2 separate regions of the Homo sapiens genome follow, and region 1 is linked to region 2. Evidence: chromatin loops called from intact Hi-C (ENCODE). Cell type or tissue: transverse colon. All regions are shown on one strand. Links, peaks and the distances in the headings refer to the core of each region. The heading gives the core; the rest is flanking DNA. Region 1 overlaps TAGLN3 (transgelin 3). Region 2 has its middle 7.0 kb from the start of PLCXD2.

Region 1 (11,739 bases), core at 1,966-9,965, 350 kb after region 2:
TCAGCTTCTACAAGTGGCCCTGACTCCTGTGTGCCACTCTCATCCAATGGTGCTTGATGTGGGCTTCTGAACTGGCAAAACAAGACAGGGAAGGCTGGAAAGAGGCCCTCTTCCCATCTTGTCAGTCCAAGAGTGCTGGAATTAGGAAACATAACAAGAATAACATAACAAGAAAGTGAGCTAGATGTGAACTGGTTCCAGAAGGCAGATTTCTGGTCATAGTGTTATTTAGAATTTTGGCAATCATTAACTTAGTGTACTAGTCCATTTTTGTTGCTTTAAAGGAATATTTGAGACTGGGTAATTCATAAAGAGGTTTTATTTTAGCTCACGGTTCTGCAGAGTGTACAGGAAGTGTGGTGCTGGCACCTGCTTCTGGCAAGGGCCTCAAGAAGCTTACAATCATGGTGGAAGGCGAAGGGGAGCCAGTATGTCACATGGTGAAAGAGGGAGCAAGAGACAGAAAGTAAAGGTGCCAGGCTCTTAAACAGCCAGATCTTGTGTGAACTCATACATAAGAACTCACTCATTACCATGAGGTCAGCACCAAGCCATTCATGAGGGATCTGCCCTCACGACCCAAACACCTCCTACTAAGCCCACCTCCCACATTGGAGGTCACGTTTCGACATGAGATTTGGAGAGGACAAAACATCCAAATGATATCACTTGGCCAGAACATCAGTAGTGAGGCCCTAACTGCTTTTCTTTGTTTCAGTCTTGTTTGGATGAAGACATGGAGAAACCTAGACAAAAACACTCAAAGACTTATGGGCATTGAGGTTGGTGCCCTTGATTCTACAGGGCCTGAAATCTGTGCTCCAGTTTTATTCCCCTCAGTGTCCCCTCTGGCCTGGCACAAAACAGTCATCATGACCCTTTCAGATCATCCCTGATCGCTGGTTCCTACTGAGGAATGTGCTCCTCATCCAGCCTGCAATGGGGTGCCATGGGAGATGGCAGAGTGGCATGGTGGATTGTTCAAGGGCTTTACATTCAGACAGGTCTGATCTAGAGCTGGGCTCTGTTAACTGATTGGGTGACTCTGGGCATGTTAATTAACCTCTTTGAAATAGTTTTCTCGTCCACACATGAGGAGGAATAATCCCAATTCCATGAGGTTGAGATGACATATACAGTGTCTACCCTATAATTTACATCAAATATCTTGCTTTGGAAAGTTTCTTAAGGAAAAAATTCCAATTTCTTCCTGTCAAATAATGCCCGCTTCCCTAGTGGCTTCTTTCTCAAGTGTAATCACTTCCTTTTCCACTCTCCTGGGATGAGGGTGGAGTTGTGTTGATAGTTCTAGGCTCCTGGATATCTTATCTTAGCCGGCAACTTAGTTCCCTTTGTCCTCTCTGGGTTCATGTAGTAGTCTATATAAGAAGTGTTATATATAACACTTACATATAAGTGTTAGTTCTTATAAGTTCTTATATATAGTCTTATATATAAGAAGTGTTATATAGACTACTACATGAACCCAGAAAGGACAAAGGGAACTAAGTAGGGAACTAAGTGTTGGGAATTTTCTAGATGCAGGGATACCAGGGATGAACTAGCTACTTTGAAGGAGTCTAGTTCTATAGTTTAATAAAACTTTGCTTCTTCATCCGTTGCTCCAGGGTAGTGTCTGTGGGTGATCTGCTGGATGTCAGGCCCCACATTTTCCCAGATCCTGGACATATCAGAATAGCTCTTTCCAACCACCAGAAACAAGTATCCAGGGTGCTCTTTGTAAACAGTAGAGATGAGTGATATACCCTAACCTAAGCCTTCCTTTGCTCATTTATTTCTCTAGGTTCCCTTTAATAGTTCACTGCCTAAGAGCAAGTCCTCTCCCTATCTCTTCACAGAATGAACCTTCAGAATATCATTACTACATTTATATTTTTTAAAAAGTGTCCCATTATATGGTGACAATTACAGAAATGCTTTCACCTGTGGAAGAGTCATTCTAACAACAACTTCTGTGTTTCTTCTTAGTTCTGAATATTCCTTATGCCTTCTCCCTTCTGTCTGCTTCTGAAATACTTCATTCTCCACCACCCCAGTTATTCCTTGAGTCTGGGGGACTATCCATTGACAGCATTTTATCCTTGTATTCACCAACCAGTCCCACAGGGCCTCAGGATTCAGGCAATCACCCTGTGGTTAACATGGGAGGTGGGGGTAGAGGGGAGAGAGGATCAGCTTTCTGTCTCTCCTCTTCGAATAAATGAAGATCCTGAGCTGGACTTCCTCTGAAGGCCTTAATTGTTTATTTTATTACAGTTCATACTCCATTCTCACTTTCCATCTGCCTTTCCCCTGTAATTCTGTATTCCCCAGAGACTGAGCTGCAGCAGCTGGGCCAAAAAACTGCAGACGGTTCACCAGGTCTAAAGAGAGCCTTAATATTTGCCCTTAACTTTCACAGTTCCCCGCCAGGTTAGATGCTGCCTTCCCTTTTAACCCTATGCTTTTTAGCTTTTGTATTCCACACTGGTGCCTTGCATGGACTTTTGGTCTGATTCTAAATTGCAGGCCACCCCCTCAGTAGCATCTTCTCAGTTTAGGACAGGTCAGTCAACTGGAAGAGAAGAAAGGAGAAAGAATGGGAGGAAAGGCTGAGTTGTAAGGCCCAGTTGCTTTCTCCATGGGTTAATGGTCACTGGGCTGCTTAGGTAACAGGGCTCCCCATCCCACTGTGCAGGGGCCACACTGCACATCCCTCTCCCTTGCTCTCCTCTCTGTCACACACAAGCCAGTTGTTTATTGTCTCCATTTAGCTGTTTTCAAGCGGCACAAAATAAAGGCCCTATCACTTGTGTCACATTGAGTGCTTTCTGTGTTGATTTGCTGTTCTTCATTTGCCAGGCCTCTGGCCCAAAGAGCAAAGTGAATACTCAATTTGATGCACATGGATGATTTTATTTATACAGCAACTATGAACGGATTAGAAACTTGGTATCTCTGGTATGTACCATATAGAGAATAATTAACCAGGTTACTTTTTGTTCCTTTCTGAGAAGTTTGGGTATGGTTGTCTTAGGGCCACTTTGGGAGGTGTTTGATAGCACTGCTCCCTTGAATCTGGTCACCTGCAGCCTTCTATCAGAACTTCCCTCCTGGGTGTCCAGCCGTATCCTTCCAGCATTCCTTGGCTCTGACACGTGCTTGGCTTTAAGCTCTTTGTTGGCTTCCAGGGAAGGACATGGCAGCTGTGCAGAGGACCCTGATGGCTTTAGGCAGCGTTGCAGTCACCAAGGATGATGGCTGCTATCGGGGAGAGCCATCCTGGTTTCACAGGTAAAAGCCTCTTCCTTGCCCCCTGGACCACAAGGCGATTTTAACCAGAGGGAGGGTCTGAAGCCTTGGAACTCTACAGAGGCTTTATGTGCAAAGCCCCAGGACCAAGCACTGCTGTCTCCACAACTGAGTTCCCCAAAGCAATGAAAGACTGATGCTTCTGTACAGGCCAGTAACCTAACCAGAGCAGAAATGGTTGGGCCTTTTCTACCAGATACCTCCCAGCTCCACCCAGGTTCTGTTTCTCCTGAGGCTCAGCAGGACTGGATGGCCTTTCTTGAAGGTGGCTTCATGTCTGAACTTGGCTTTATTATGACTTAAGCCAGCTCTGAGCTTTCTTGCCTGCCTGGCTGCTTCCCTCCCTCCCTCCCTCCCTCCCTCCCTCCCTCCCTTCCTTCCTTCCTTCCTTCCTCCTTCCCTCCCTCCCTCCCTCCTTCCTTCCTTCTTTTTTGTTTGTGTACTTAATAAAGGGTAAATATGTCATGTTTGTTTGGAACAGTCATGGTTAATATCTATGTTGTCCCAGTATATCTATTAATAGAACTCTCTTTCACTCTCAACAGCGTCCTAGTCCGGATGACAAATTATATGGTTATCTCTCAGTAAAGGGTCTTTTTTTAAAATGATTTTTTTTTCAGGGGGTAGGGTAGGCAGGAAGCTTAAACTGGGTAATTTAGTTGTAGAAGAGTGCCCTGTGGCAAATAATTGATTATTCATTTCCAGCATCCCCTTTTCTTCTCCTTGACAGTTATTAAAAAAAAAAAAGTTACCAGCTTATGTCATTTTAAAGAACACTCGCCCTGAAAACTTCTGAGAGGTTGGCCATTTGAAACCCTGGTTTTAGTGTCTGTATTATTAGTGAACTACCGTGTTCCCATGTGGCTACACAACCACAATTATGTACTATCTGGCTCTTTACCAAAGTTTGCAGACCTCTAATCTAGAGTGCGACATTTCCCCTCATTAACTCTTAGGTCCCTTGGCTCTAAAAGGGTATATTCATCTTGGCCCTATACAGGGAAAGGGGGAATGGGATTAATGATGTGCTTTGTAAGAAGAACCAATTTTAATTTTCACAAAGGCTTGACGTAGCTGTGAGAGAAAGGGTAAGAAGAAGCAGGCTTCTTCTTAGAAGTCTGAGATGGCCTAAAGTGGTGGGGGAAGAAGGGAGAGTGGGGAGAAAGAGAAACAAGAAAAGCTGAGAGTGAATTCCCCAGAGAGGTAGCCACTGATTCTGCCCTACTCTTTGCTGGAATTCTGGAAAACACCTGGGCTTCTAAAAGATAGGGAGCTCATGCATCATGGTAGGGCCACAGCTCAGGCTAGGGCCAGAGATAGCTCAGAGTAGCGCCACGGCTCAGGGTAGGTCCACAGTGCAGGGTAGGGCCATAGCTCAGAGTAGGGCCATAGCTCATAACCACAGCTCAGGGTAGGACCTGCTGATCTATTTGGGGACCCCCAGCAGAGCCTGTCTAATTGCATATCTTGAAAAGGATTGGAAAACTGTCATAATGACATTATTCCCTCTCACTTTCCTTGTCCAGGAAAGCCCAGCAGAATCGGAGAGGCTTTTCCGAGGAGCAGCTTCGCCAGGGACAGAACGTAATAGGCCTGCAGATGGGCAGCAACAAGGGAGCCTCCCAGGCGGGCATGACAGGGTACGGGATGCCCAGGCAGATCATGTAGGACGCGGCATCCTGCCCCTGGTAGAGAGGACGAATGTTCCACACCATGGTCTCTACGAAAAAGAAATAGTTAGTCACCTTCTGACCTTCTCCTCTTTCTCAAAGCCTTCTGTCCCTGGTTTTTGCAAGTGCTGCATTTCCGCCGAGAATCCGCGTTGCCTACTGCTGCCACCTCCTGTTCATTTAGAACTATGCAAAGACTCCGCTTCCGTTTTCCTGAGCTCCTCGGGCCCCAGAGTCTCTGTTTGATTATTTATTTATTTATTTATTTATTTGCCAAAAATTCTCCTCTTCAACTTATAGAATGCACCTAATAAAGTAATTAGTCTTGTGTCTTACAGTGTAAAGTTCATTCTTTCTCTTAAGGACTCCACAGTCCGGACTGGTTTCTCTTCCATTCAAAGGCCAGAAAGATGGAATTAAGCTTAAGCTGCAGCTGAGCAATATAGGTTAGCTATGAGGACGCTCTTGCAAGATTATCGCGTTTATCTTGGCAATTGGAATAGAAAGTTTAGGAGTCATTTCGCCCACTCTGAGAGCCTAGAGACATAAGTTCAAGAACAAAGTCTTTGACCACAACAAGTTTTTGAGCATGTACTTTGTGCTTATTGTGCTAGACCTGTAGAGGACACAGCCCGGGAGACAAAGCCCGGTTTCTTGAGAAGCTCTTGTATAGGTGCCCAGGAAGTATCTGTTGAATGGATGGAAGGAAGAATGGATGGGTGGATGGTTTTATTGAATGGATGGGTGGGTAGATGACTGGATGAATGAGCAGTTTTCACTTCTCTAGCATTCATCTTCCTCTTACAGACGAGACCCTAGGTCCGATGCTGACATTTATACAGTTTTTTTCATCATCCAGGAGTTATAGACAATGTAGTTTGCTCTCCTAAAGTCATTTAAAGGGTCTAAACCCTGAAAACCCTAGGATATTGCCTGGTATTGCGATTTGCCTAAGATGAATAGGTTTTTGAGATTTTTTTCCCCGTGGATAGAAAACATTAAAAGGTCAAAAAAGCCTGGGGATTATCAGTTCATCTTATTCTTTCTTACCAGTAGAAACAAGGAAAAAAAAACATGTGATATATCTAGTAAGAAAAGAAATAAGGTATTTTATCCATATAATGGATAACAAGAAAAAGATAAAATAGATGAAAGTATAGACATTGCCACACTCTAAATGTTTGGATGGTAGTTTTTTGGACTGTGTTCTCTCTTTGTTCTCTGCAGTTCTAGGTTTACCCAGAGGTTCCTATGGGATCCCTGTGGGGGCAGGGCTGCTGAGGAGGCAGAACCCTGGGCCCCCACTCCTGCTTCAACCATAGCAGCTCTGATATATCTGTATTACACATTAGGATTCAGTATAACATTTAAAAAAGACCTTTAATGTAAAAGAAAAAAGGAAAAACCATTATGCTAAAGAAAATTGGCCTGTGGGTCACCTAAGCAGTTTACTGTATCTGCTAGAAGTTCTAGTGACCCTTTGACAGCTACCAGTGAACTGCCTATTCCCAGAAAGATGTCTCCCAGCCATGGCAGCTGAATTATTACCTAAAACCTCACCTTGGAGTTGCCACAAAAGTAAGAGAGGGAGGCCGATGGATCCCAAAAAGTGAAATAAAACTGGGAGGAAAGTCCTGGAGAAACAGAGGGTGTCTAGGTCCCTGTTTGGGATTGGGGGTAGGAGCCCTAGGGAAATAGCCTCCATCAGGAAGGGAATGGATTGGGAGAGAACTTTCAGGATGTGCCGTGTTCTGGCTCCCACATTGCCCTAGCTGTACCAGTGACACAGAGAGGTGAGAAAACAGCAAAATTAGTTCAGAGCCAGCAGGAATCAGCTTGCTAAGTTCAGGGCTGTGCTGGAGCCCAGCTGGAGTGAGGAGCAGGTAAAAAGAGCACCGGTAGACTTGCCAGCACCTGGACATTTCTCCTCCCAACAAGATGCAACCCCCCCCCCCATGGAGACTCCCATCCCTTCAGTTGTATCTAATAATTGTAACCTAGGGACGAGGCTCTTGAAAAAATTTGAGGACCTAGAGCAGAGGTTTACCCTGAGTGGTGGCGATTAGGGTAGAGAATGAGAATCCAGTGTGTAGTTCCAAAGAATATCTGTCTCGATATATTTTCCCAAAAGTCACCAGAAGTGATCCAAGCTAAAGCCTGAGATTATTTTTCCCTCTTTTCCCACTTTGCATTTGCAGTCAAGTAGTAGGATCTTGCTTTTTATTTGCAGGCATTCTGCCATTTTAGTTACCATTCGCAGAAAGCTTTAATGGCATAATAGTGTGCAGCACTACTGTAGATAATAAATTTAATTGGCATGGCCTCAAATTAGCAAAACTGCTAATTTAATCAGTCATTGAAATTGAAACAATTCTGTTGACTATGAATCTTTCACTGCTATGGTAACTGTAAAGCACAAAGATAAAATTTTAAATTGTAGTAGCATTATTGGCAGAAATGAGCACAACATTCTTGTGAGTGCTTTTAAAGCCTATTTCCCTTGGACATTTTAGAAGTGAAATTTCCACATTTAAACAGGCCAAGGTCAGCTTCTTGAATAATGTAGACTCCAGGCCATCTTTCGCATGGGCTTGGTAATGCCCTCACACTGTGCATGTGATAAACAAGCTTAAGGTGACTGCACCCCCTGAGTAAGATCAGCGTCTCTGCTCCCAAGCATTGTTTGAGAACCATTTCATATGGTAGGTGCCAATTCTTGATAGTTTGTTTATGCATTTCAGCTACAGGAAATAATGTAATAGCTTGATTGGATCCGAAGCATAGTCAAGTCCATTTTTTTAAAAGAGCAATCTTTCCTCTTTCTTAAATTATAGACCCAATTAGCATGCCATGTACTTTCTTCTAATTGCAGGCAGTGGTGACTGAGTGACAGTAAACTCTGGATAGTCATTATGTAAACCCTGTGTTAGTAATACACCTACTGTGCTATTAAAACCACTGGCTAGGGGGCCAAATGAGAAGGATTCTTCTGGGCCTCTGGTACTCAATTTTTCTCCATGTGATGATAACGTGCTGCAAATTGTAGAAATAAAAATTTTCTTTTTTTTTTTCACTCCTCTCAGCTCATACCTAGAAATAGGAATTTTCATGTCAAAACAGTTGTTTGCCAACATGTGCACCCAGCAAACAAAAGAAAGATAATTGCATATTTTAAAACATTAATCCTTTCTTCAATATATTAAGTCAAAGTTGCTTTGTATTGCAGTAAGCCGTTGTGACATAATCCATAATAGATGAGCCTCTGAGGCAAAGCTCCTTGGAAAACACAGGGTGATTCTAGATGTTGGTTTGTACCTGCTTTATTATTTTGCTGCTGCTTTATTAATAACACAGATCTTAATTAATGTTTATCATGCTTAATTTATTGACCGTCACTGTAGCTTCAAGGTATTTGTACAATGGGCCAGCAAGATAATTATTCCCTTTTATCAAATTTCAAAATAGATTTTTCCCTTGATAAAACGTTGTAAAATATTCAACAATTTGGGCAATGTAAAGACCCTCTTTAATTCCATCCTCCAGGATAACCACAACCCACAATTTAGTGCATCTCATCCTAGCAAATTAAAATGCATATGTAATCTGCATAACATATTGAGAATATCTTCATTTCTACAACCATTTGGTAATAAACCAGTTTCTCACAGCTACAGCCTATCAGATAAAAGGGGAGGGTAGATATCTTCTCAGGAAGTAGGAAGGTCTGACTCAATGGGGTGTCCCAACAAGACCAGATGAGGAAGCTGGTCCTTTCTACATGGAAAGTTCTACAAGGAAATGACTGAATAATTTTTCCTTGAAAATCTGTTGAATGGATGTATCACTTTTCATTTAATTAACCCTTTACTGTTGGATTTTAAAATGCTCTCAAATTTCATCATTAAAATTAATGCTATAAGAAGCATCTTTATAGCTATATCTTTGTAATAATTACCTTAGGATAATTTCCTAGTGATAAGTATCCATTTTTGATTAATATTGTCAAACTACCCTCCATACTACCAGTTTAGCGCCTCACCTGCTAAGTATATGTGGCCATTTCCATACACTCTTATCAGCATTATCATTTTTTTAAAAATTGTGAATATTTTGAAAGACACCGTCTGCATGCTAGGATGTTAGTGGAATTTGGTGTTCTTCCTGGGCAGCTGCAAAGAAATTTTATGGTGGCTGGATACCTTGCCACAAATCCCAGTGTTTTTCATTTCTGCCACAGAGCACATTGGATCTGTGAGCAATTCATGCTTGTTTTATTATTATTTTTATTTATTTATTTGAAACAGTGTTTTGCTCTTGTTGCCCAGGCTGGAGTGCAATGGTGTGATCTCGGCTCACTGTGACCTCCGCCTCCTGGGTTCAAGCGATTCTCCTGCCTCAGCCTCCCAAGTAGCTGGAATTACAGGCATGTGCCACCACACTCTGCTAATTTTGTATTTTTTGGTAGAGACAGGTTTCTCCATGTTGGTCTGGCTGGTCTCAAACTCCCGACCTCATGTGATCTGCCTGCCTCAGCCTCCACAAGTTCTGGGATTACAGGCATGAGCCACCATGCCCAGCCTTATGCTTATTAATGACTGTATGAAGTAAAACTGTATGAAGTAAATAGGATTGCTAAAAACAGAAGGGTTGGCTGGTAAAAAATTATTGAAAAATATGATACCAGAACAGAAATTACTGTTTCCAGAATTCAATTTGAATGTCTTAGACAAGAAAGCATTGCGAAATGTAGTTAATTAATTTACTACTCAGTAAAATCAAAGATCTGACATGGCTGTGAGTCTATAATATAGACTCAAAATAAATATGTCAACTTTTATAACCCTGAGTTGAAAAGCCCTGAGTTGAAAAGTAAAGCTATGTTGAAGGGCAAGAATAAATCTCACTGTGGTTTAAATGAGTTTAGGGTAAATACTATCCTACTGACCTTTGTTTTAATGAGACAGATATTGAATGCCTTCTGGAGGATAAAGTTAAAGATCCATTCTGGTTCCACATTTTTTTTTTTTTGAGGCGGTGTCTCACTCACTCTGTCGCCTAGGCTAGAGTGCTGTGGCAATGATCTCAGCTCACTGCAACCTCCACCTTCCGGGCTCAAGAGATTCTCCTGCCTCAGACTCCCGAGTAACCAGGACTACAGCCATGTGCCACCATGCCCAACTGATTTTTTGTATTTTTAGTACAGATGGGGTTTCACCATGTTGGCCAGCCTGGTCTTGAACCCCTGACCTCCGTGATCCGCCTGCCTGTCCTCCCAAAGTGTTGGGATTACAGGCGTGAGCCACCATGCCCGGCCTGGTTCCACAGTTTTGAATCAATAATTCTTTGGGAGAACATTGCATCAGTCTTATGATGGGATGAGCTTTGCTCACATAGATTGCAAAATAAGGAACTCTGCCTTATAAAGAAATTTCTTATGAAGAAATTCCATTTCAGAACAAACTAAAGGGAAAAAAAATAATGACCTATGGGAATTTCACTTGATAGAAATTGCCCTTAGTCCAGTTGGGCTGCTATAACAAAATACCTTAGACTGGGTAATTTATAAATATTAAAAATGTATTTCCCATTGTTATGGAGGCTGAGAAGTACAGGATCAAAAAAACAAACAGATGTGGTGTTTGGTAAGGGCTTGCCCTCTGTTTGCAAGATGGCACCTTGTTGCTGTGTCCTTCAGTGGGGACAAATGCTGTGTCCTCACATGGCAGAAGAAACTGAAGGCCTAGGCAGCTCTCTGAAGCCCCTTTTATAAGGGCATTGACCCCATTAATGAGCACAGAACCCTCATGGCCTAATCACCACACAAGGCCCATCTTTTAATACCGTCACCTTGGTGGCTTGAGTTCCAACATACGAATTTTGGAGGAACATGTACATTCAAACTGTAGCAGGTATTTATTTAACACCTACTAAGTGTCAGGCACTCTGTATAATTCATATCCTTTAATACTTATAACAACCCCGTAAGGTGAGTATTTATGTAATTTCCCAGATAAGGAAAGTGAGGTATAGAGAGCCTAAGGGATTGTCAAAGGGTCCACAAATAGTAAGAGGAAGAACTGAAATTTGAACTCTGAGCATTGATTCCAAAGCCTTCTGAATTCTACTATACGGTGCCCCCTTCCACATCCTAGACACAGTGCTGGACTCTGGTGGATACATGAGTGAAGACATGGTCCCTGTACTGAATTAACACTTACTCTTTCCCCAGTAGGAACTCACAATGAAGAGCTTACCAGTCTATAAATCAGGAAAGTACAGATAGGAGCAGTTCTCTGGCTTAAATTCAAAATATGTATTTCTTTCCTGAATTCAGAGCACCCTCGTGTATATAAATAACCAATATTCAAGTAGCTTGTTTTACATTTGAAAGTTTAACATATGTTTCTTGATTGGAATGATTCTTGCATAGCTGTGCAGATGTCATGTAAGTTTTTTTCTTTGGGATCTTTTAATTAGGTCCAGGATTAGGGTAAAATGAGTGAGTTATTCTCCTTGGACACAAAATTTAATTTTGAGAAGGAAAATAGTCACAACACTCCTCTCTGTGTAAAAGGAATAAAGATGGTAAAACTAGGTCTTTGGCAATGTTGTATTCATTACTTCATAGTAATTAATAGATGTTATTAATCTAATTAATACACATTTTGAATTTAATTAATATAACAGCCAAGACTTACTGAGCACCTGCTATATGTCGGGCACCATAATACCCTCAGGGTATTTAAGGAACAGACTC
Region 2 (11,739 bases), core at 1,966-9,965:
GGTGAGGTTGTCAGTGGATCTACCATTCTGGGGCCTGGAGAACAGTAGCCCTCTTCTCACAGCTCCACTAGGCAGTGCCCCAGTGGGGACTATGTATGGGGGTTCCAAGCTCACATTTCCCCTTTGCCTTACCCTAGTAGAGGTTCTTCCTGAGGGCTCTGCCCCTGCAGCAGACTTCTACCTGGACATTCAGGCATTTTCGTACATTCTTTGAAATCTAGGGAGAGGTTCTCAAACCTTAACTCTTACCTTCTACGCACCTGCAGGTCCAAAACCACATGGAAGCTTCCAAGGCTTGGGCTTGCACCCTCTGAAGCAACAGCCTGAGCTGTAACTGAGCCCCTTTCAGGCACAGTTGGAGCTGGAGTGGCTGGGATGCAGGGCACCATGTACCAAGGCTGCACAGAGCAGTGGAGCCCTGGGCCTAGCCCAGGAAACCATTTTTCCCTCTTAGTCCTCCAGGCCTGTGATGAAAGGTGCTGCTGTGAAGGTCTCTGAAATGCCTTGGAGGCATTTTCCCCATTGTCTTGGCTATTAACATTCAGCTCTTCTTTACTTATGCAAACTTCTGCAGCAGCCTCGAAAGTCCCCCCAGAAAATGGATTTTTCTTTTCTACCACATGGTTGGGCTACAAATTTTCCAACCTTTTATGCTGTGCTTCCTTTTTAAATATAAGTTCTAGTTTCAGGTTATTTCTTTGTTTATGCAAATGAGCATAGGCTTTAAGAAGTCACCAATTTACTTGCTTTGCACTTAGAAATTTCTTCTCCCAGATATTCTAAATCATCTCTCTTAAGTTCAAAGTTCCATAGGTTTCTACAGCAGAGGCAAAATGCCACCAGTCTCTTTGCTAAAGCATAACAAAAGTTACCTTTACTCCAGTTCCCAATAAGTTCCACATCTCCATCTGAGACAACCACAGCCCGGGCTTCACTGTCTATATCACTATCCACATTTTGGTCCATTCAACAAGTTTCTAGGAAGTTCCAAACTTTCCCTCATCTTCCTGCCTTCTTCTGATCCCTGCAAACTGTTCCAACCTCTGCTCCTTACCCAGTTCCAATGTTGTGTCCACATTTTCAGGTATCTTTATAGCAATGCCCCACTTCTCTGGCACCAATTTTCTGTATTAGTCCATTCTCACACTGCTATAGAGACATACCTGAGACTGAGTAATTTATGGAGAAAAGAGGTTTAACTGACTCGCAATTCCACAGGCTATACAGGAAGCATGGCTTGGGAGACCTCAGAAAACTTACAAACATGGTGGAAGGGCAAAGGGGAAGTAAGCAGGAGAGAGAGAGAACAAAGGAGGAAGTCCTACACCCTTTCAAACAAAAAAGTGAGTAGTACTTTTTTGCTACACACTTTTAAACAAATCTGTGAGATCTCGTGAGAACTCACTCACTATCACAAGAGCAGCAAGGGGGAAATCTGCCCCCACGATTCAAGCACCTCCCACCAGATCTCTCTCCCAACACTGGGAATTACAATTCAACATGAGACTTGGGTGAGGACACAAAGCCAAACTGTAACAGCCTTGGCAAAGAATTTTTGGTTAAGTCCCCAAAAGCAATTGTAACAAAAACAAAAGTAGACAAGTGGGACCTAATTAAACTAAAAAGTTTCTGCACAGCAAAAGAAACAATCAACAGGCCTAATATCCAGAATTTAAAGGGAAGTTAAACAAATCAACAAGCAAAAAACAACTCCTTTTAAAAAAATGGACAAAGGATATGAACAGACATTTCTCAAAAGAAGAGATACAAGTGGCCAACAAACATGAAAAAATGTTCAACATCACTAATCATTAGAGAAACACAAACCAAAATCACAATGAGATACCATCTCCCGCCAGCCAGAATGGCCATTATTAAAAAGTCAAAAAACAGATGTTGGCAAGGTTGTGAAGAAAAGAAATGCTTATACACTTTTTTTTTTTTTTGAGATGGAGTCTCGCTCTGTTGCCCAGGCTGGAGTGCAGTAGTGCTATCTCTGCTCACTGCAAGCTCCACCTCCCGGGTTCACGCCATTCTCCTGCCTCAGCCTCCCGAGTAGCTGAGACTACAGGTGCCTGCCACCACACGCCCAGAAATTTTTTTGTATTTTTAGTAGAGATGGGGTTTCACCATGTTAGCCAGGATGCTCTCGATCTCCTGACCTCGTGATCTTCCTGCCTCAGCCTCCCAAAGTGATGGGGTTACAGGCTTGAGCCACTGCGCCCAGCCGCTTATACACTTCTGGTGGGAATGTAAGTTAGTCACCGTGGAAAGCAGTCTGCATATTTCTCAAAGAACTTAAAATAGTGCTACCATTCAACCTAGCAATCACATTATTGGGTGTATACCCAAAGGAAAATAAATTATACTACCAAAAAGACGTGCAAATGTATGCTCATCACTGTGCCCTTCACAGTATCAAAAATATAGAATCAACCCAGTTGTCCATCATTTGTGGACTGGAAAAAAAATGTGGTACATATACACTGTGGAATACTATGCAGCCATTAAAAAGAATGAAATCATGTCCTTTGCAGCAACGTGGATGTAGTTTGAGGCCAAAATCCTAAGTGAAGTAATGCAGGAACAGGAAAAAAAAATACCACGTGTTCTCACTTATAAGTGGGAGCTAAACATTTAGCACATCTGGACATAAATATGGAAACAATGGACAATGTGGACTACTAGAGCATAAAGGGAAGGAGGAAGGCATGGGTTGAAAAATAACCTATCAAGTACCATGCTCACTACCTAAATGAAAAGATCTGTACCCCAAACCTCAGCATCACACAATATCCTCATGCAACTTGTACATGTACCCCTGTATCTAAAATAAAAGTTGAAATTTTAAACAAAAAAAAGGTATATTAAAAAGGGAGAGAGGACTATATTTTTCAAAAATGTCAATATAAAGAAAGGCTCTGAAAATATTCTAGATTAAAGGAGGCTAAAGAGACATGACAATTGATTGCAATACCTAACTCTAGATTGAATCCTGTACTAGAAGGGGGGAAATGGTATGAAAGACATTTATTAGATCAACTGACAAAATTAGAATATGGACAGATGACTAGATAAAAGTATTTATAACTCCGATGTTGTTATGTAAGAGATATTTTTATTCTTAGGAAATACACAGTTATTATTTAGCAGTCAAAGGACTATGATATAAATAACTTAGCCTCAAAGGGTGTGTGTTCATGTGTGCATGCATATGTATATGCATACACTTATACATACATACATGCATGTATAGATATACATGTATATGCATACAGAGAGAGATGGAAGCAAATGACAAAGTAAAGGGGGTAAATTGTTAAAGACAGATGAATCTAGGTAGATGGAATAAGTGTGTGTGTGTGTGTGTGTGTATGTGTGTGTGTGTGTCTTTTAATATTTTTACTTTTGCAACTTTTTTTGAAGTTTGAAATTATTTCCAAGTAGAAAGTTTAAACAAAAAGTACTTGAGCAAGACCCTAATGAAAGATTCTTAATTTGACTCAAAACTACCCTATTTTTCCAAGACTGCAACCTTTTTACAGTATGACAAAATCCAAAATGCTGTTTCATTGGCGTGGGGGGCAGGATTCTTTCTCTTTTCTCTGAGCATTGTTTAATCTGAAAGTTCAGAAAGAAAATAAGCAAGGATTCATCCCATAAGTTCGCTGTTTTTATATCATTTCTGGGTCTTATTCTACCCTAGGTATTGGCTGGGATCCACCAAAACTTCAATCAATTTTCCTTTCTTAAGGAGATAATTGGAGCCCTTTGATTTTCCCAAAACTCCAGAGCAAACTTACCCTCTCACCGTTGAACCATTTCATATCAAAGAAAACTAAGCTGTGTTTCTCCAGACTCCACCCAAGAAAGAGACTTTCATTCCTCCCTCAAACCCTTGGGCAGTGTTTTTTGTTGCTACTTTAGTAGAAACTACGGAAACAATTCACAGTTTACAGCAGTCCCTGCAGCAAGATCCCACACATGTGGCAGAACTGGGCAGACTCCTGCTCATCATTCCTACTTGGGGCTCCCCACACAGGAGCGGGGGCAGGAAGAAGGCTCAGCAATCACTTCTACAGAACCTCCTCCTACAGGACTTTTACCCATCACCCCAAATTTTGGGTACACAGCTTGACCAATATTTATCTGTTCAATAAATACTATTTGAAGATACTCTCTGTCCTATCTACTGAGATGAAATTTTTCAGTTTGCTATTGTTGCTTTAATGTTTATGTCAAAACGTGCAATGTCACTCCAAGATGAGGGAATGCGGGCTGTGAACTCTGTTGGACCCAAATGTCCTCAAAGGTGGAAAGCTGCCTTCACTCCTCAACGCCCCCACTGTGAGGATGAGGCCAGACACAAAGTAGTATTCAATTCAGTATCATGTGAATGAATGACAGGAAATGGCAAATGAGTGAGTAGGAGAAAGAAAAATGCCTTGTGGAGCAGAGAATTTGCTAAAGGTGGTGATTGTCACTCAAGTATGGTGAGTTGAGCTTTTCTTTTGACTCACTTCACATCACAGACTAATATATCCACTTTAAATCAATGCTCTTCTTCTAATGATTTTTATTGTGGCATGTCAGTCAGGCCAGGAGAGGTCAGGACCTAAATCTGGGCAGCTTGGCAGATGCCTTAGGCTGAATAGGCCACTGAGTCAGTTTCAAAGTTTAGCCCAGATTGGTAGAATCAGGCAGGCATCATAGGTGCAGAGGAAAAAAAAAAAAAAAACAGATCCAAGGAATCAGTGAAGACTCAAGTAAGTAGACACAGAACACCAGTCTAGACAGGTGAGGAAACTTAGTCTAAAACTCTTGGAGCAAGAACATACCTCAGCAGGCTAAAGATTCATAGGAGTTTGAGACCTGAGTCAGAGGCCTCTTGTCTTCTACTTCCGCTGTGTAAATTTATCAGGCTTTAATATTGTACATTCGGTACCAGAAGGGCAGGATGAGCCCTACAAGTGAAACTTTCTCCTGGTCAACTCAAGAGGAGGGAGTTAAGCTTAGGTGGGAAGCTTTCAGTTCTCTACTCTCTTTAAGAAGACAGTCTAATGGCTCATAATCTTGATTCTTCACCAGCGTTTGCTCCAGGTTGCCTAAGGTTTGGGCAAATAGACACGATTTCAAGCTTTGGTTTCAAATCCACTCATAGTCTTCTACTTTACTAAAGTTGGCTGGGCCATGAGTGAACAGAGCTTTCTTGTGCCTAATTGACTTCTTGGTGCCTTTCTTCCAGACCTAGGACTTTCACATTAGGGGTCACAAGTACCCAAGAATAAAGGCGTGTGCCAGAAGGGACTCGAAGCCACAGGGCAAACATAGCACATCCAGAACATCAATTTTGTGTGTGTGTGTGCATGTGTGTGTGTGTGTGTGTGTGTGTAACAAAATGTGAATGAATTTACAAAAACAAACTATGCAGCTTGAAAGAAATGCCAGGATCAGTGCTTGTCATGCCTGCCATACAGGGCTCTGGGGAGTGTGCATTTACTCAGCTCCATGATTAGGGCACATCTGGCGCAAGAGTTGAGAAGCTTTGCCCTCGGGCCGCACACACATCAATCCTACCACTGTGGAGGTGATGGAGGCACTAAAGGTGACTTCCATCCAGGTCATTCATACTTCCCACTCTGAGAGCTTCATTATGTGTTTTCTGAGCCTGACTGCCTGAGCTAAGCGCATCTCATCCTGGGTGCTGAATGCGGGGAGAGGGTAGAGAAAATGTTGAGGTGTCCCCAGAGGCTAGAACGTGTTACCAGTATAAAGGTACTCCCCAAAACACAATCTCAAGCTTTTGCTGGTAGCCGCATGATTTTAGAATATTAGGTCCATATTTATATAGAAGTTCTGTTAGTCCTGACTACAGCAAATGAAGTCAAAGATTTGAGTGAGGAAAGGCAATAAAAAGGAAAGAAAGGCTTAACTGTGCAAAGACAAAAGGTATCTACAGCAGGCAGAGGGAAAAAAACAGAGTACGGTTGGAAAGACCGTGAAGTTCATGTAGTTCAATCAAGCATCAGGTGCTTCAATTCTATCATGTTACTGTCTTATTGGTGCCAAGCTTGGCTTGGATGCTTCCAGTTATAGGAACTCACTTCCTCCTCTACTTCATTATATTGCTTAACTCTGACTTCTAGAATATTCTCCTTTATACTTGGCTGAAACAGAAAGATGTGTGGCATAAATTTTACTTTCTCTTTTACTTCTGCTACTCAAAGGAAGAGGAAGCTGTGGGTGCAGATGTTGCTAAGATAAACTACAACTTCCTCCATGACCAGTTTCTGCAGTTTAGGAAGGGCAGAGCCGAACACGTGGCTGAGTTGGGGAGTTAACTACAGACACTTAAGCAAATCAGAATCCTTTGAAACAAAATCATCAAAAGGCCAAGAAGCATTTGTAAGGGCTTTTGACTACAACCTAACATTCAGAGAGAGTTGATCAGAGAGAGTTGTTGACACACTAAAAATTCATTACTTTTATTTACATTGAAATTTATTTACTTTATTAAAAAATATTTTTGTTGGTTAAGGTTGTTTGTACAAACTTGTAATTTTAATATTTAAAAAGTTGGAAGAGAATGATAGTATTAGGTAATGATAATATTACTAATTTTTACTCCATGGATGAGGTGGCATCATGCTATTTCCAATTGATAGTGGCACACCAAATTGCAGAGTCATGTTGTTAAAAGAATGCATTCCCAAGATTAGATTGGTTAAATGATAACAAATGCACAGAGGTCATTCTGTTGTGACTGAAGCTCAAGTGATTACTAATATACACATTAATACAACAATGTCTCCTAATAATAGACATAATTCTCATAATTCTAGGAACCTTGGGGTGGGGTGGTAGCCTGGAGAAAAAAAAGGTAAGGGTGGCAGATCAATTGATTTTCCTGCTAGTTGAGATCAACTATCTCTGCCAAAATAGTCTTCCTAATTGCATAAAGTTATATGCAGCATGGATAAGAATTGTTTACTCTGCCATTCTACCTATTTTAACTTTTTTAAAAAAGAGAAATTTGTTGACATTTCAAAGCCTTCATCTCAAACATTTGAGACATAAAAATCCCCTGAGGAGAACATTTTAAAGACAGGAGGAAAAGATGCCATCCCAGAGGATCTGATGCAGGAGGGTTGGCATTTGATCCAGAAATCTGTATATTGCATAAACTCCTAGTTGTTCCTGTTGCTGGTGATCTACAGGCATTTTTAGGAATAATTGACACTGACAGAACATATTATACGTGCCTGAAGTGAGCCTTGAATACCAGTAGGTGGCTCTATAACATCTTAAATCAGGGACTTTGCAGCTAACTAGCTAACTAGCTAGAAAATAAAGGCTCTGAGGCCTTTATTTCCTCTCAATTTCCTTTTCAGGGATTGGAGGTGGCGTGGGAAGGAGAAATGGAAGAGGATGCTGGAATGTGGTGTGGTAGACGGAAATGAATGGATATTAAAATGAATTTTACAATCATCACTTGTTAGTAGCCCTCTCAAAAGTATTATAGTAACGACTACTGTTAAAATAAATTTTCTGAAAGCATACCAGAAAAACTTAATGTCCAATAAACTTAAAAGGCACAGAGGCTCTTAGGGTCTTCCTGAACACCGAGCTTTCAAATCTGGGAGAAACAATCTTATGGCCAGCCATTGCTGCCGTTCACTCTTGTCTCATTACAGAATCCCAGTTGTGGGCCATAAATACCAAGTGGGCATGAGGTAATATAGACAACGCTACTTCCTGCTTAAGCTTCTGCTTCTCTTCTACCCAGTTTCTCAAGGACACACCACCTGGGTATAATCCGGGAATGGTCACAGTAAAAATGACAAAACAATAGTCTCCGGCTCTACCCCAATCAACAAAATAAGTGGATCCCAATCCTCTGTCTTCTGATGTCAGGAATGTGTAAGTTGTATCATGTGTCCACAAGTGTGTGCCTCAGTGTCTCCATTTCCTTGGAGGCTCCTGAAGATCCCCAGTTGCTGCAATGATGTCACTCTTCCTGGAGGTAATTGCTGCTGCTGTCGTCACGTCCCAGCACCACCTATGTTGGTTGCATCTCCTCATTCTCCTCTGATCTTTATCATACAGTCTTTTGGCTTGAGCTGGGTGAAGAAGCTTGGGAAAGACTAGGAATAAACTCTACTGGTACGAGGCCATAAAGCAAAGCAGCTTCTACTCCATCCCATCTTTCGTTTACTTGGCTCCTCATTTCAGTCCCTTATTCCTTTTCCACCCACCCCACTCCCCAGCCAGAAAAAAAAATTGTGTGTGACGCATCACTGTGGAACTCAAAGCATCATATAACCTCACTCTCCTCTAGGCAATATCCCTCGACCAAATACATGTCTGTGTTCTGATTCTGCTTGGGATCTGTTCCTTCCCCATCTCGTACACAGCCTGGGAAGTAAGACAGTCCTGGGGCTTAGCTCTGGGGACCAGGGACAGCCCTGGTCCCAATATCATTAAATCAATATGCTTCCTCCAAGGCTTTTTGGGTGCCTTTAATCAAGTAAAATCAGGCCGGCTTATCCTGCCAACTACACATGTCTGAATGGCAAGCTGTTTTGGTGCTTTATCTGGGATCCTCACTACTCATTTATCACGTGAATCCAAACAAAACAAACCACTTGTAAAGTACAGACATTTCAAACAATAAGGGAGTCTCCAAATAGAGGGCTAAGGTTATAGTCAGCTCTTCAGGAATCCAGCAGGGTCTTTACCATTACATGTCACCTATTATAATTGTAACCCTGGTAAAGGCTGTTTATGAACAAAGCATATTTAAAAGCTTGGAAAATTTTTTATGTTGACAAGAGAGGCCATTGCAGGTTTTTAAGAAGGGAAGCAAAATTATTCACATTGTATTTTGGAAGATAATTATGGCAGAATGGGGAATGGTTGGGGAAATAAGAGTGTAATGGAGAAAAAATTTCCAGAAAACAGATTTGCATATGTATTTACATAAATGAGATTGGTTGTATTCAATAAAAATGGATGAACAGTTTGATGAGGTGTTCAAGTAATAAAAAATAATTTAAGAGATAGGGAAGCTACCCACTCAGGCCTTAGAATTACAGGTCCTTGGGGTGAGAAGTAGGGTTGGGGAGCCAAGCATCAGAGTTCAGAAAAGCCATGCGTTTAGTCTCTATGTGCCAGGTCTTTGCATTTTTTCTCACTTTTCATTGCTTAGATAATTGGTTTCAGTGATTTATCTGAAAGACTCTTTATTTCCCCCAAGCATTCTCCATTCTGCCATAGTTACCTTCCTAAAGTACAATGTGAATCATTTTACTCCCTTTCTCAACCTGCAATGGCCATTTTTGTCAATAGAAAAAAAAAGTGCAACTCTTTAATATGCTTTGGTCATAAACAGCCTTTACCAGGTTTACAATAACAGGTAACATGTAACGGGAAGCCCTTGACACAATGATCAAGAGACCTGGAGTCCCAGCTATGCAACTCACTAGCTATGAGATCTTGGACAGCGTTATGTAGCCACTAAGCCTCAGTATCCTTCGTAAAATGGGAACAGTAATAGTATCTAATTCATTGGGCTCATGTGAAGATTAAATGAGAGTAAATGAACAATATTTCCCACTTCTCTCATATGTCACTCTAGTATATTTTCTGTTTCTCACATCTATCATTCATTGTCATAGCTTTGCCTCTGTTTTCCCAGCTACATATGCCTCTCCCATGCCAAAACCCTCTACCCATTTTCCATGAGCAAAACTTTTCTCAGAATTCAAGACCTGGTTTGAATACCACATCCTCTAACAGTGCATCCCTTGGCTCTTCCTCCATCAAAATATATACCACTTTATTATCCTCCATTTGTGTGTCTCTGTTATCCCTTCATTCTCCCTGATATTACAATTTGTAATTCACATATTTGACTCTCTTTTCTACTGGATTATATATTATCTAAGGATCATTTCACTTTTCTTCCACTCCTAGGACCTACCAGAATGATTTACACACAAAAAAAGCACTCCATTTGGTTGTAATTATTCATTAAAATTTACTTACTTCAAAATTTCAGTCCTACTGTAATTGAGTTCTCTTCTTTTGATGTCATAATATAGAATGTATAAAAATATTAATTATCCAAACTCTAAATATTAATTTTTACTTAAAAAATATTTTTCCCTATACTCCTATAGCATAGTAGAAAAATCCCACTGGTAATTTGGTTTCCATGGCATAATATGATAAAAAAATTATCTTAGAGATTGTTAGCTGAGTTTTTTAAAGCAAATTTATTTTATGATTATAAAAGTTATGTAAAAACATTATAAAATCTTGGAAAAGAGAGAAAAAGCACTGCATATCCTTCCTGTCAAACATGAGCCTGTTCTCTAAGGCCTTGCTACTCAAAGTGTAGTCTGGGCCAGGAGTATCTGCATCGGTTAGAAGCTTGTTGAATATTTGGACTATCAGGTCCATCTCAAATCGATTTAATCAGAATATGATTGATTCACATAGTAATATCTGAAAAGCACTGCTCTAATACACTCCTTGGAGCTCAGCAGAGCATGACATTTACCAAGAGCTTTTACCAAGCATCTCCCTCCTTCCAATAAATACTGAGCACCTGCTATATGCCAAGTACTGTACTAGACACTGTGTTTTCATTTGCTAGATTTTTCCCAAGACTGACTCAGGAATATATGGAAAAAGTGTTGCCCTCCTTTTGAATTGTTTTCTTGGGCAAATCAAGTAACTGTAAATTTAAAAGCTGCCAATTTCAGAGAGGTGCAAATCATCTCATTCTGAAGCGGTTCTACTTCCTTTCAAGTTCTCACTTAGTAATGTTGCTAAGTCTCTAAAATTCGAGGCTTTTTTGCTTTTTTTTTTTTGAGATGGAGTCTCACTCTGTCACCAAGCTGGAGTGCAGTGGCGGATCTCAGCTCACTGCAACCTCCACCCCCCCGGGTTCAAGCGATTCTCCTGCCTCAGCCCCCTGAGTAGCTGGGGCTACAGGCATGCGCCACCACACCCAGCTAATTTTTGTATTTTTAGTAGTGACTGGGTTTCACCATGTTTGCCAGGATGGTCTTGATCTCTTGACCTCATGAGCCACCCTTCTCGGCCTCCCAAAGTGCTGGGATTACAGACGTGAGCCACTGCGCCCGGCCAAATTTGATGCTTTCTAAATATCACTCATTCCTTTCATTAACAGCTGAAAAATAAGGGGAAAAAAGGCACTAAAATTAACATTTCACAGTAGAGACTAAAGAATACATTGTGTTTGCCTTATACCGCTTCCATAAAGTTTTATGTTTGGAAATTTTAGGCTGAAGGGAAGCCCTGAAAGCTGTCACTTCAAAAATAAATCTTAAGATATTACTTCACAGAGTGATTTTTCTAGGAGAGTGGGTGGGAGGAAAAAGCCCAAAAACATTGTTGATGCAAACAGGTAGGTGACATATTACCAGTATCCTGTGGTGTACTTAAAAACAAAGAATACCACGTTTATACTGAAGTACCCTTTAAGCATTAGGAGATATATGAAAAATATTACACACTTTCTTAACATACAAGTGATAATCCTCCAGACCAAACCAAACAAACAAAACAGAAAAACTGGGACTATTATGCAGCAAAGCAGGTTTAAATGAATGTTAATAGCCCGGAAAAGGAAAGATTGATAAGATGTCAAAAGGGGCCACTATGCAGCAGGAGTTATGTGTATGGAAAGGTGGTTTGGGGCTCAGGAGA

What was found. A loop is a pair of places that touch in the nucleus more often than their neighbours do. Peaks named below come from ENCODE experiments on the same cell type or tissue, not always from the same donor. Only the 100,000 strongest peaks of a DNase experiment are listed, where the experiment ranks them.
Region 1: it touches region 2 in a loop (19-fold over the local background); 32 of 110 quality-filtered maps call a loop at or near these places.

What each region holds. Positions count from the first base shown.
Region 1 is chr3:112,008,572-112,020,310 of GRCh38, forward strand. It overlaps TAGLN3 (transgelin 3), which reads left to right. Exons shown (of 5, transcript NM_001008272.2): 4 at 3,192-3,294; 5 at 4,839-5,314. The coding sequence ends at 4,980. Among named protein-coding and RNA genes, the nearest start is that of TAGLN3, 16 kb to the left of the region's middle. In transverse colon, for the core only: a CTCF peak has its summit at 5,163 (motif pointing left); a DNase peak (open chromatin) is centred at 5,130.
Region 2 is chr3:111,661,821-111,673,559 of GRCh38, forward strand. It overlaps a transcript of CD96 not described here. Among named protein-coding and RNA genes, the nearest start is that of PLCXD2, 7.0 kb to the right of the region's middle. RefSeq lists an enhancer at 6,115-6,164. In transverse colon, for the core only: a CTCF peak has its summit at 7,280 (motif pointing right); a DNase peak (open chromatin) is centred at 6,301; H3K27ac peaks cover 471 bases.